Regions from separate parts of the Homo sapiens genome. Here regions 2, 3 and 4 are each linked to region 1. The links are chromatin contacts, found by Hi-C or POLR2A ChIA-PET in ENCODE. All regions are on one chromosome and are shown on one strand. Each heading gives the region's core, a stretch centred on a gene start or an enhancer-like site at or near the end of the contact. The rest is flanking DNA. Distances are from core to core; before and after follow the strand shown.

Region 1 (3,167 bases), core at 445-2,944:
GGTTAGGAAAGGAGTCATCAGAGAGACTAACAGAAGAGGGGACGGGAGGGGAAGGGGTTCTGGGAGTCCCTTCATAAGAATCCAGGTCGGGGCCCCAACCCATTGGTAGGGTTCTCACTTTCTCGAAGTTTTACACTCACTCAGGATGGATGGAGTGTGGAGAGTGGAGTCCCTGAACTGAGTAGTGGGAAAGGCCCATCTCCTAATTCTCTTCTGGGAGAGACATCAGGTAGAGCTTGGTGATTTACAGGTGGATTGAGATTTACTGATCAACTAGTTCAGGGTCACCATATCCCTGGAAACACTGCAGTGGGGTCCTCAAACATTTATATAAATAACCAGGGGACTTCCATCATCAAATACAATAACAGCATCTCAGGCAACCTAAATTCACATTCTTGGAAGGATTACCACAGCATTTTAGGAACTTCTGACCAACTGTGACAATTCTATTCTTTCAGTCCTCAAGGGGATTCTAAAAAACTAGTGACAAAGTAGGGAAGCAGCTGAGCTGGAAAGGAGTTCTGAGGACGATGGAACCTTGGGTAAGGAGGAAGAAGGCTGCCCACCCGCCCTTTTCTGGCAGCCACCCTCCCTCACACTGTCCGTTCCTTGATGACACAGCTGATGTGATTAAGATCGTCCCCAAATCGCTTCACAGCAGCCCTCAGCATCTCTATTTCCGTCTCCGTCCACTTCGCACTGTCAGAAGGGGAGAGGGGGGATAGCAAAAATGGGAGGGGGGGTGTGGAGCCCGCCCACAGGCTATGCATCCCACAGCCAACCAGCCGCCTCCTTCCGATTTCTGGGACCCCTTCCACGGATGCATAAAGAGGTCCTCCGTAAGGGGAGGCGGAAAGCTCTTGAGGCCCTGCGGGAACCGGGAGGACCCCAATCACAAGAAATCACAACCACCTCCACCTTAGACACCCCTTTCCACCATCAACGTTAAACGGCTGCTGTACACAGCACACTGAAACCAACTCGCCAGGAAGGGCTTTTCAAAACAGACCCACCAACACAGCCTGCAGCCGTCTGGGGGAATTCCATGAACTGGGGTGGTTGGGAGTGGCGGTGGTTTGTGGTCGACCCGTTCGCAGCAGGGAGAACTGTGAAACAGGAGTCTGGGCTATGGGCCTGTCTGTATTTTTATCTGTCATTCATTCCCTCACCCAACGATCATTTATTAACACCGACTCTGTGCTGTGCCACGCACAAAGGGAAACTAATGTCTGTCCCTGTGCTAGAGAGGGTCCGTGTCTGTGACCGAGTCCAAGCGCCCGCTCTCAGCGTCCACGTCCCAGTCCGGGCTCACGTACCCCGCAGGAGAAGAGTCGGCCACGGGATGCAGCTGCATCGTCAGCTCCCCGAGCTTCGTGAAGGCGGCGCCGGCCGCCGAGAAGATCTCTCCGACCTGGGGGCGGGGCAGCGTCACGGGGGGCCGGCGCCCGCCCTCCCCGTCCCGCCCGGAGCCCCTAGCCCCACCCCAGGCTCGGCTCCCGCCCGCCCCCCGCCCGGGGCGGAAGAGCCGCGAGCCAAGTGGGGGGCCCGCCCTCCCGTGGCCGCCAGGGAGCGCTGTCCGCGAGGGAGGTCGAACCTTTGTGGACGCTGACGTCATGGCCCCGCGCGCCTCCTCACGGAGACGCCGCCGCCGCCGCTACACGCGAGCCGGGACCACGGAGAGCAGGGAGACTGAGCGGCTCGGGCCCCCGCGCAGGAAGTCCCGCCCTCCCCGCAGCGGATAGGCTCAACCCGGCGGCTCCCCGCCCCATCAGACGCAGTCGCTTAGACCGCTCGGCGCGCCCAGTCGATGGGGAAAGCCTTCGCCTCACTTCCGCGCCACACTTCGCTCCACTTCCGCTCAGACATCGGGACTTTCCAGGCAGAGGCCGACCTCTAGTCTCAGCCCCGTGCTCGCCCCCACTCAAGCACAGACACAGGGCTGAAGAGAGCAGATTCTCTTTATTGAGATACGGGACACAGCGAAGGGTGGAGAAACGGAACAGCCCCCCAGCCTCAGCCCTCTCCACGGGGGCCGGATGCCAGAGATGGGAGAAGGGATTCAGTCTCTCGCCCGGGAAACCCAGTCCCGCAGAGGGCGCCGGCAAGGGTGGGACGCGACCTGGGTGACACGGTGCAGGGAGTCTTTAAATAGAGGAGGGGCTGGAGCGGGGAAACGCGCCGGGGCCCTAGCGCACCATGTATTCCTTGCGCTTATTGAGCCGAACTTGGCAGAAAGAGAAGCCTCCGAGGAGGAGGTAAAGGCCTGCAGCGATGAAACAGTTGTAGCTGACTTGCTCGTAAAGGTTGTATATGTTCTGGGGGCCATTCCTGGGGGTGGGAATGAAGCAAAGGGGTCAAACTTTAATAGGAGCCAACATTTTCTGAGCACTATGTGCCCGACACCTGTTTAGGCGCTGTTACGTGTATTACTTTATTCAATCTTCTTGACCATCCTATGGGGTGAGATCTGTCATAGCCATTTTGCAGAGGTGGACTGAGAAGCACAGAAAAGTAAAATACCTAAAGAGGTCACACCTAAGGTGGTGGGTTTGGGATGGCCGCTGAGGTCTGACTCCCTGGCTCCTAACCACATTCTCAAGAAAGCCGCTCTCCTCTCCAAGTCCTCTAACCTAGGGGCCCTAAGCACCGGGCCTCCCAGACGTAATTCTGACCCTAGGCCTCGCCACCTCCCACCTGCTCCCAGCCCGCCTCCCCCACCCGAATACTTACTCAAAATCTTTCTCCGTGAAGGGAACGTCCTCAATCAACACAGCGGAATGGACATTGAAAAATATTCCGAGCATTATCTGGAAAAGGGGAATGGGTAGACTGTTGAATTCAGGCACCTGACCTCATGTTCACTTCGTAAACCCCTCCCATTTCCAATGTTGCTACAACACCCGAGCCTGAGATTAACCAAAACGAGGTGGTGGTTACTGGATTCGGACTCAGCCACCTGGAACAGGGCGTGAGGTGGTGACATTGAGACAAGTGGTCGAGGCAAGGGTGGGAATAGTGACCAAGCCATCTCTCCCAGGAACCCAGATTATCGTCCTCTCTGGAGGCGTCATCATCACGGGACAGTGCGGAAGAGGGGAGGGAGAACCGGCACTTCTTCATATCATTTCTTCTTGAAGTGGCGGTGGGTGGATTACTGGGAAAAC
Region 2 (3,167 bases), core at 461-2,960, 4.6 Mb after region 1:
TCTAAACCCACTGGCACTGACTGCCCCCCCACTTCTTGGACCGGTTAGCAAAGAATGGAGCCTGGGGCCAGAACTGAGGGGTACTCCCCCTGCACTGGCACAGCACAATCGACATGCTCCGGGACGCTCCAAATAAGCTTTCAGCCGCCTGGGGTCTATCGCTGCCGCTGTACCAGTGGGGTTCGTGTGGCTTCCACCGAGGAAGCAGAACAGCGGAGTTGGGTCTCAGGTGAAGATTTTTGTTGCCCCAATCACAGTGTGTTAAGTGGTCAGGGTTGCTATTCCTCCCTGGCATTTTTCTAATTGGGGGCCCTCCTCCAGAACTGGCTTCAGAGTCGTCCCTGGGGTCAGGGAAGAGTGCCCCCGCTTCGGGAGAGAGGAGCAGGTGGAATACGGAACGACCTTAGGCGAGTCCTTGGCCGTCACGGCCTCAGTTTCCTTATGTGTGAAGTGAGAGGATTTAAGGGCAGCCGGCCTCAAAGAGCTAACTCTCCGATTGCACCCGAGCTCCCCTAAACACTCGAGCCCGGAAGACGCGGGCGGGCGGGCGGGCGACGGGGGGTCCCTCCCTCTGGGGAGCGCGGTTCCAGCCGGCCGCAGCGGACCCCGCCCCCGCGCCCCGCCCACCGCCGGTCGCCAGGCGCGGGGAGGGCCGGGCTTCCGCCCTCCACGTTGTTGTTCCCGATTTGGGCCACGCCCCCCGGTCTGGGCTGCGGGCGCTTCGTGTTCCCCGCCCTGGCCCCGGCCCCAGAGGAAAGGGTGGCCCATGGGGTGGCACAGTCCGTATCTCCACCCACATCGAATACGCGTGGACAAAGACTGGAGTTCAGGGGAAGGAAAGATAAAGGCCTGGTTTTAAATGGAAGGTGGTGAAAAGGAATGGAGAGGCCAGGGCACGACTGCGGGATTCCCCTTACGGCATCCCACCCTGGGTTCGCCCAGTGGCCCCATCCGCACCCGCGAATGTGACCTGCAGACACTGGCCCTTTAAACCGAAGGCTGGCGGCGCGGGGTGTCCATGTGGAGCTGCTCCATGCCGTGTTGTCCTGCCCGCCCATTGGCTCGCGGCCCGGTGACGTCCCCTAATAGGATGCGAACGCACTGCGGGGGGAGGAACGGAGACAAAACGCGGAGCCGGACTGCCGCTCCGCTCCCTCCGCTGGTTCTCTTGACAGTCTCCAGTCGCCGGCAGCTCCGCCCAGGGGCGGATCCCGGGGGAATTGCGACAGCCCGGCGATTGCGGGATTTAGGTCGCGAGTGGGTGGAGCGTGGAGACCCAGGGTCAGGCCAGTCTCTGCCATTCCCAAGGTTTCCCTGACCCGGAATATCCTGGTTGGAACTCTGTTAAATCTTGAATTGTTCACCCTACCCTCCCTCCAGCAGGACAGATTTCGTCGTGAACGACCCAAACGCACCGCCCCGGCCCAACTTGTGGCTTGCAGCCGGGGCGGGGCCAGCAGGAAAGCGGAACCGCGGCGCGCACACCCCGCTCGGACCTCTCCCTCCCTGCCCGGGCCACGTGTGCGCGCGCCGGATCCGGGGGGCGGGGCCAGCAGCGCAGGACCCGCCCCTCCCTTCGCGAGACGCCGCGGCCCTGCGGGCGGGGGCTCCGGTCCGGGCTTTGGCTGTGGCCCCGGTGTAGTAGCGGGGGCGGCGGCCGGGGGCAGCGCGGCTCCTTCCCTTGTTGTGTGTGTCGGTGCCTCCTCGCCATCTTGTTGCAAAGCCCTTTCTTGTCGGCGGGACTCCCGGGGGCCGCGGGGCGGGAGGCATCGGAAGGGAGGTAGAGAGGGAGGGGAAGAAGGGAGGCAGTGCCGCCTTTTTTTTTTTTTTGCATCCCATTTTTTTAAATTTGCAATTTTATATTTTGCAAATATTTTGAGAGACATTGATTTTTCTCCCCGTGCTCCCCCGTTCTTCCCTGCGGAGTGCGCTGCGCCGCCCAGCCCTGTCGCCCCCCGGAGGTGATCCCTCCCTCCTGCCTGCCCGCCAGCCTGACCTGTGCCCGGCTCGCGGGCCGCAGCCTCGGCCCCGGCGCGCCCCCGGCAGCTCTCGGCGCGATGAGCATAGAGACGCTACTGGAGGCGGCCCGCTTCCTGGAATGGCAAGCGCAGCAACAACAGAGAGCACGTGGTGAGCGGCCGGGCTGGGCCCCTGGGGCACTGGGGAAGGGGAAGCGAGTGACCCCGGTCCCCGAACCCACGCGAAACCGCGGACAGGGCCCCCTCCCGGGCGGCCTGCGGAGCCTGGCAGCGCACGGCTCCCCGCGAGAGCCGCCGCCTGGGGAGGGGTGATGTGGGCAGTGAAATTAATTAATGAATTCATTAACATGCTGCGAGGGACCTGGCTCCTGCGGGCGCCACCCCGGCTGCGTGGCACCCCTGTGCCCCTTCTGTGGTGGGCTGCTTTTGCGTGGGCCAGCGGAGCCCTCGGTGGCACTGAGGATGTGTGAGCCGGGGGGTGGGGTGAGGAATGGTGTTGCGTGGGGGTGGCAGGCTCGCGTGTGCGTGCGTGTGTGCACGGGGGATGTGTGATGTGAGCCTCGGGAAGAGCAGATGAACGGACGTGTACACGGGCGTGTGTATAGCACACGAGTGGGCGTGTGTGTAACGGAGTGGGGGTGGGGACTACTCTACGCGGAGCAGCTCTTCGGCTTCCCTGGCCCCGTGGGGAGGGTGCGGGGGGCGCTCCCGGCAGATCTACGCGCCGCTTGGGGCGGAGGCGGCCTTTGCAGAATGAAATGACATCGCGTGTCTTATGATCCTGGCCAGCCCCGCCTGACCCCGCCTCCCAGAGCTGGGCTGGGCTGCGCGTCCGGGGTTTGGGTGAAAGCCGGGCTAATTGGGCGTTTGCGAAATGGCCCGCGGGTCGCTGGGGGTCAGCCCCCGGGCCCCCCTCGCTGCGCCCCGCTTTAGCCAGTGTGGAATGTGGCGTGTCTGCGCGTTCCAAACCCGCTCTCGCCTGGAATGTTGCGTGTGCCTGCGTTCCGAGCCCGTTGGTTACACCGGGTGGTGACGTGGACGGGCTCCGCCCCCGACCACGTGCACCGGGGACACTCCTGCTGGGGACGGCGCGGCCCGGCCCCTCCTCACCGCCTCGCGCTCGGCCGGGGGCGGGGCCTGGGCGGGGCTGGCAAGGGGCCTTGCGCTGGGTTGGGCCTGGGCCCGGGC
Region 3 (3,167 bases), core at 357-2,856, 3.4 Mb after region 1:
AAACAAGGAGGTGGTAACTACCTCACAGGACTTAAATGAGGAGATGTAAAGCACGCATTGTCAAGTGGGACTAAAATTGGCTGGGGGTAGGCTGGGCGCGGTGGCTCACGCCTGTCATCCCAGCACTTTGGGAGGCCGAGGTGAGCGCATCACCTGAGGTCAGGAGTTCGAGACCAGCCTGGCCAACATGGTGAATCCCCATCTCTACTAAAAATACAAAAATTAGCTGGGCATGGTGGCTCAGGCCTGTAGTCCCAGCTACTCGGAAGGCTGAGGTAGGAGAATCGCTTGAACCCCGGAGGCGGAGGTTGCAGTGAGCCGAGATCGCGCCACTGCACTCCAGCCTGGGTGACAGAGGCTGCAGACTCCATCTCAAAAAAAAAAAAAAAATTGGCTTGGGGTGGTAGTGAAGAAATCTAGCTATTACAATGGTTTGTGGCCACAGAAACAAATACACAGCGTACTAGTGGTATTAAATTTTATGGGAAGGGGGTAGGTAGGAATAACGAGGTTGAGAAACAAGGATATAAAGTGGTTACCTCTGTTGCTTAGGGCGCCTAGCGAGCTCTCACAAAACACAGTAATCCTCAATGTTACTGGAAGAGGCAGAGCTCAGGAGTCCTCCCTTCGCCCAGTGTGAAAACCCGGAGGGGAGGATGGGGTCTCGTGCTGCTCAGTCCCCCGGAGCCCCGCACTCCGCACGTCAACCGGCGCTCTCGCAAAGGTTCTCTCAGCGTCTCCAAAGCAATCTGCAAATTCCCCAACCGAGACCCAGGCGGCAACTGAGCAGAAGGTAAGGGGCTGGGAACGGCACCCACCCCGGCAGCCCGCTGCCCCTGCCTCGGCTGACCACCGCTCGGGCCCTTCCACCCGGGGGTTGTCCCGTGTCGCGAGGCCAGCACTGGTGGCGGGGAAAGGAGCCCGCCGCGGCTGAGGGCGCTGGACCCCCGGCAGGCTGCCCCGCTGACCTGCTGTGCCTCAAGGGGTCCGCCTGGGAAACAGGGGAGGCCGCGTCCGCTCTCACCTGAGCGCCCCCAGGCTCGAGGAACCGCCCTCACGGGACGCATGAGCCTCGCCAGGTGCCGGTCAGGAATGCACCGCGTTCCCCTGCCCGGCTAGACTTTGGGAGAGGCGGGTCCGCTGTCACCTGACCTCCGCCACCTGACTCGTGGGGCCGGATCTCGGCGAGATGAGCTCTGGGAGTTGTAGTTTCCGCGCGTCTTAGACGGACAGAGCGCAGCTGGGTCGGGCCGGGGCGCAGAGATCGGGGCTCCGGCGTGAGGGAAGATGAGGTCCGCTGCCAGGGACACAGAGACTCTTGGAGCCGCCAGCGCCTCCCGGCTCCTTTCGTGAGCGAAGCTCAGACCGCCCTCCATTGGGCGGAAATCAGAGCCCGTGGGGCGGGGCCCCCTTTAGGTCCCGCCTTCCGCCGCCTCTCCGCCTATAGCCGGGGCCCGCCGAGAGGTTGCGTGGAAGCTCGCCTTCCCCGGCCAGTGGGAAGACGAGAAGCCTCCATGTTGGGTGTGGCTGAAAGATTGGCAGGCGACTCCCCGCCCCTGCCCCGCCCCCCTGGGCGAAGAGCGCGGACTTGTGGGGCCGCTGGCTGCAGACTGGAGCTGCGCGGGTCAGGGAGATAATGGCTGCGCGGCCGATCACCCTCGGCATTGACCTGGGCACCACATCTGTGAAGGCAGCTCTGCTGAGGGCCGCGCCCGACGACCCATCCGGGTTCGCAGTGCTGGCGAGCTGTGCCCGTGCTGCGCGGGCAGAGGCGGCGGTCGAGAGCGCGGTGGCCGGGCCCCAGGTGAGTTGGACCCCCGGGGCCGCGCCGCCTCCAGGAGCCTCCTGACCACCCTTTTCCACCCCAGGAGGCCTCCCTGACAGCCCTTCCCGCAATGAAGTCTCTATTCCAGCTTGTCCCCAGCTTCTCCAGGGGCCCGTCTGCCTGCAGCAGCTGTGCTCATGATCCCTTAGGTCTGGTCCCAGAATCCTTCCCACCTGCTGGGACCGATTCCCCCCCGCCCCCTCCCCGACTCTCTGGCTTCTTCTGGGGGCCTTGCGCTTGGCGCTGGATCCCTGTGCTCTCTGTCCCCTGACCTTGGAGGAACTGATCTCTTGTGTGTATGGAATGACCACAGGCCTCCCTTTCACTCTTGCTGCTCTCCGCTCCTCACACCTGCCCTGTGACCTCAAGTTCAGGATTCAGTTTGTTGCCCAGGGCAGAGTCTGGGTTTTCCTCCGGAAATCAGATGTCAAATCAGGCCTAACTGGCTCCTGGCTCATTCCACAGAAGCAGAATGCGGACCAAGAAACCTTTGGTCAGCCGGGCGCGGTGGCTCACGCCTGTAATCCCAGCGCTTTGGGAGGCCGAGGCGGGCGGATCACGAGGTCAGGAGATCGAGACCATCCTGGCTAACACGGTGAAACCCCGTCTGTACTAAAAATACAAAAAATTAGCGGGGCGTGGTGGCGGGCGCCTGTAGTCCCAGCTACTCGGGAGGCTGAGGCAGGAGAATGGCGCGAACCCGGGAGGCGGAGCTTGCAGTGAGTCGAGATCGCTCCGTTGCACTCCAGCCTGGGTGACAGAGCGAGACTCCTTCCCTTCCTTCCCTTCCTTCCTTCCTTCCTTCCTTCCTTCCTTCCTTCCTTCCTTCCTTCCTTCATTCTTTCCTTTCTTTCTCTTTCTTACCAAGTCTCGCTCTGTTGCCCAGGCTGGAGTACAGTGGCGTGATCTGGGCTCACTGCAACCTCCGCCAACTGGATTCAAGTGATTCTCCTGCTTCAGCCTCCCGAGTAGCTGGGACTACAGGTGTGAGCCACCGCGCCCGGCTACTTTTTGTATTTTTAGTAGAGACAGGGTTTCGCCATGTTCGCCAGACTGGTCTTGAACTCCTGACCTCAAGTGATCTGCCCACTTCAGCCTCCCAAAGTGCTAGGATTACAGTTGTGAGTCACTGCGCCTGGCCCAGCTTTGTTTTTCACAAGCTCTTGCCACATACATGGACACGGTTGTTTAGGGTTCAGAGCCCATTTGGCTCAGAAGCATTTCTGAGGATAGGGATTTCAGGAGCACTTTGTATCTACATAGAAGCTTTCAAGATTAGTTTGGTTGGGACATTAGGGCATATTAAAAGGATTCTTACTTAAAGGACTATGAATTGGAGGCA
Region 4 (3,167 bases), core at 422-2,921, 3.2 Mb after region 1:
ACCATGCCCGGCTAATTTTTTTTTTTTAGTAGAGACACGGTTTCACCATGTTAGCCAGGATGATCTCGATCTCCTGACCTCATGATCTGCCCGCCTTGGCCTCCCAAAGTGTTGGGATTACAGGCATGAGCCACCGTGCCCGGCCTCAACCCAATTTTTAAAAGTACTTTGTGTCCCATTCATCAAATAAAACTAGTCCTCTAAAGAGCTCTGTCTTGTGTTTATCCTGTGGTTTAGCCCAAATTTAAGAAAAACTGTGATGTACTGCACCCCTTCTGTTGGACCCTGTATCTACATATAAATTATCACATTTAACCCTCACAACCTCCTTTGTAGGTAGGTAATGGTCCATTTTACTGATGAAGGAACTGAGACTCCAAAGTGCTAAGCAGCTTGCCTAAGGTCACACATGGTGGATGGGGCCCGGCCAGCCAGCTCGAAACCCAGGTGTGTCTGATGCTGACCATGCTCTTCCTTGGTTTATCATTATTTGCTCCTCCATGGTCAGAGCTGGTAGGGCCTCAGGGCCTCAGAGACTGTAGGGTCTCACCTATGCCCTCCTCAGATGGGAAAACAGACCCAAAAACCTGTCCAAGGTTACCCAGGGAGGAAGATGCAAAATCAGGACTCAGGCCGGGCGCGGTGGCTCATGCCTGTAATCCCAAGACTTTGGGAGGCCGAGGCGGGTGGATCGCTTGAGGTTAGGAATTCGAGACCAGCTTAGTCAACATGGTGAAACCCTGTCTCTACAAAAAAAAAAAAAAAAAAGAAAGAAAGAAAGAAAGAGGAGAGGGAGGAAGGAAGGAAAAGAGAAAGAAAGAAAAGAAGAAAGAAAGGAAGGAAGAAAGGAATAAAGAAAGAAAGAAAGAAAGAAAAAGAAAATCAGGACTCAGAACAGCAGCTGATCAGTGACACCCTCGGGACGCGTAGACAACCCCTCTCCCCCACCAGGCTCTCGTTAGAAATATCCGCCGGAAACTATGCTCACAGGTCTACAGTGGATGGCACCCTCAGGAGTCAGGAAATCGGCGTCCAAGTTCTGGCCTTTGGGCAGGTCTCTCCCTCTTGGAGTCTCAATTTTTGTGTATGTAACATGGGCCAATTTTGGGGAGACTTTTAAGAGACAAAGACTGGCAAGGCAAGTAACTTTATAAACCTACAGATTGTCCAGAGGTGATATATCAAGGCTCATTGTAAACTCTGGAAGACTTAGATCCAGCTTTTATCCCTTAAATGGCGTCACCTTGGGTCAATTTCTATGCCTCAGTTTCCTCATATATGAAATGGGGGTCAAAATAGGATCTACTTCATAGAGTTGTTCTAAGGGTTCGAGCGCTTGGAAGTGTCTGGCCCATAGTGATCACTCAGGAAAGTTGGCTTTTAGTACAGCTTTAGCCTCAAGGCGTAGCTACATTGTAACCCTTGACTACCCCGGTCTCCTCCAAGCTCCGTAGTTCCCGCAGGCCCCGCCCCCGTCCCCGCTCAGTCCCGCCTTCTCCTCCCCAGGTCCCGCCCGCGCAGCCGGCCCGGTTTTCTCCCGCCACCAGGGGGCGGCGGCGCTAAGGGCGGCCTTCTGGGCCGAAGCCGGCGACGCTCTAGGTAGCTGCGGCGGCTCCTCTGTGGCCAGTGGCAGCGGCGCTCTAGCCGGCGGCCGTGAGGGGCGGGCTCTCAGTGGTGCGGCCGGCAGGCAGCGATGGCGGCCGTACGGGGCCTGCGGGTGTCGGTGAAGGCGGAGGCCCCGGCGGGGCCGGCCCTGGGGCTCCCGTCCCCTGAGGCGGAGTCCGGTGTTGACCGTGGCGAGCCGGAGCCCATGGAGGTGGAGGAGGGCGAGCTGGAAATCGTGCCTGTGCGGCGCTCGCTCAAGGAACTGATCCCGGTACGGGCGGGGGTCGGGGGGTAAGGAAGAGGTCGCGGGGCTAGTGTCTAGCGCCGGAGGGGGCCGGAAGGGGCGGTGGCCGGAGCCCCAGCCGGGGAAGTCAAGGGAGCGGGAGAGGAGGGAGCCAGCGTCCTGGGAACGGGAACGCCGGGCTGGAGGAGGGACGCGGAGCGGGAGAAAGGACGCCGGGGCGCCGGAAATGGGTGTTGAGGGGGCTGGGGGGTGGTGGCGGAGAGCTGGGAGGGAGTTGAGGACCCCCCTCCGCTGCCCCCTCTGAGCCGCGCTGTGCAAGGAGGTGAGTGAGGAGGGGCTGGAAGGATGAGATAAAGGGGGAGCCCTGGGCGGGAACAGAACCAGGGGCAGCCCAGAAGGAGCTGTTGGGTGGCGCCAGCAACCAGGTCTCCTTGTGGGTCTTGCCCCGGAGGAATTTGTATCTGGGAAACATGGCACTCGCTCTTTGTCTTGAGAGGGCTGCACTTGTCAGCAGCAGAAACTCACTGTTTCTGTCGTGACTTCGGGGTCATCTTGCCCCCCCCGCAGCTCCAGTGACACCTACACCGTGGCCCCAGCATCTGACTCTTAATGAAAGCAAACTAGCAGACGACCAATAGACATCCTTGGTCCCTCCTTTACCGCGCTGGGGATGGTGAGAGGTGTTTTGCTTGTGACTTGGTGGCTGTATATCCAGTTCTCAGAGCTGGTTTCAGGCCTGGATGACTCCTCTTAATTTCTCACCTAACATGAATTACTTTTGACCACATGTCAACATATTTAGACTGAAGTTATGGAGAAAGGTTAAAGTATGATCGCTAGAGATGGCAAACGTTATAATTATGATTAACAACAGCTAATATAGTAGCATTTACCATTCACTATATTGTGTCACTTAAATATACTGGCCGTGCACGCCTTTAGTGCCAGCTATTCAGGAGTCTAAGTTCCAGACCAGCCTCAGCAATATAGCAAGACCCCTTTGAGGTCCCCCCTTTCCCCTCTCCCCATCTCAAAAACAAAACCAAAATAAATAAATATTACTGCAGTTGTGAAGCAGGTGTTATCATCCCTTTAGTCATTCAGTTCAACATGGTTTTTGTTTTGTTTTGTTTTGAGACGGAGTTCGCTCTTGTTGCCCAGGCTGGAACGCAATGGCGCGATCTCGGCTCACCGCAACTTCCGCCTCCCGGGTTCAAGCCATTCTCCTGCCTCAGCCTCCTGAGTAGCCAAGTACAATGGCCTGATCTTGGCTCACCGCAACCTCCGCCTCCTGGGTTCAAGCTACTCTTCTGCCTCA

What was found. A loop is a pair of places that touch in the nucleus more often than their neighbours do. ChIA-PET counts read pairs that join two places held with the same protein, here RNA polymerase II (POLR2A). Pooled maps may share reads with other maps.
Region 2: a map with no recorded cell type shows a loop between it and region 1 (21-fold over the local background). The contact joins the promoter of MNT here to the promoter of BACC1 in region 1. A Hi-C loop is called at or near these places in 4 of 37 single-sample maps with no recorded cell type and 13 of 50 pooled maps.
Region 3: a loop to region 1 is called in a map of ascending aorta, with 6 times the contacts of the local background. The contact joins the promoter of SHPK here to the promoter of BACC1 in region 1. A Hi-C loop is called at or near these places in 1 of 168 maps with a recorded cell type or tissue (ascending aorta) and 9 of 50 pooled maps. POLR2A ChIA-PET finds 5 or more read pairs at or near these places in 1 of 52 experiments (BJ).
Region 4: a loop to region 1 is called in a map of ascending aorta, with 6 times the contacts of the local background. The contact joins the promoter of NCBP3 here to the promoter of BACC1 in region 1. A Hi-C loop is called at or near these places in 1 of 168 maps with a recorded cell type or tissue (ascending aorta) and 8 of 50 pooled maps. POLR2A ChIA-PET finds 5 or more read pairs at or near these places in 1 of 52 experiments (Panc1).

What each region holds. Positions count from the first base shown.
Region 1 is chr17:7,013,309-7,016,475 of GRCh38, reverse strand. BACC1 (BPTF associated chromatin complex component 1) reads right to left here and starts at 1,694. Exons shown (of 6, transcript NM_174893.4): 1 at 1,598-1,694; 2 at 1,320-1,414; 3 at 601-702. The coding sequence starts at 1,618. It overlaps RNASEK (ribonuclease K), which reads right to left. Exons shown (of 3, transcript NM_001004333.5): 2 at 2,734-2,810; 3 at 1,944-2,331. The coding sequence ends at 2,190. RNASEK-C17orf49 (RNASEK-C17orf49 readthrough) reads right to left here. Exons shown (of 8, transcript NR_037717.1): 2 at 2,734-2,810; 3 at 1,598-2,331; 4 at 1,320-1,414; 5 at 601-702. It overlaps MIR497HG (mir-497-195 cluster host gene), which reads left to right. Exons shown (of 3, transcript NR_038310.1): 3 at 462-658. RefSeq lists enhancers at 1-468, 881-1,381, 1,852-1,981, 1,732-2,232 and a silencer at 1,312-1,761.
Region 2 is chr17:2,399,603-2,402,769 of GRCh38, reverse strand. It overlaps MNT (MAX network transcriptional repressor), which reads left to right and starts at 1,710. Exons shown (of 6, transcript NM_020310.3): 1 at 1,710-2,130. The coding sequence starts at 2,058. RefSeq lists enhancers at 1-172, 173-743, 1,115-1,164, 2,455-3,025, 3,026-3,167 and silencers at 465-784, 1,435-1,744, 1,935-2,014, 2,165-2,224, 2,745-3,167.
Region 3 is chr17:3,634,689-3,637,855 of GRCh38, reverse strand. SHPK (sedoheptulokinase) reads left to right here and starts at 1,606. Exons shown (of 7, transcript NM_013276.4): 1 at 1,606-1,804. The coding sequence starts at 1,637. It overlaps CTNS (cystinosin, lysosomal cystine transporter), which reads right to left and starts at 1,096. Exons shown (of 12, transcript NM_004937.3): 1 at 1,025-1,096; 2 at 540-749. RefSeq lists silencers at 731-820, 1,831-1,890 and an enhancer at 1,101-1,350.
Region 4 is chr17:3,844,750-3,847,916 of GRCh38, reverse strand. NCBP3 (nuclear cap binding subunit 3) reads left to right here and starts at 1,671. Exons shown (of 13, transcript NM_001114118.3): 1 at 1,671-1,876. The coding sequence starts at 1,694. RefSeq lists silencers at 1,383-1,502, 1,683-1,972.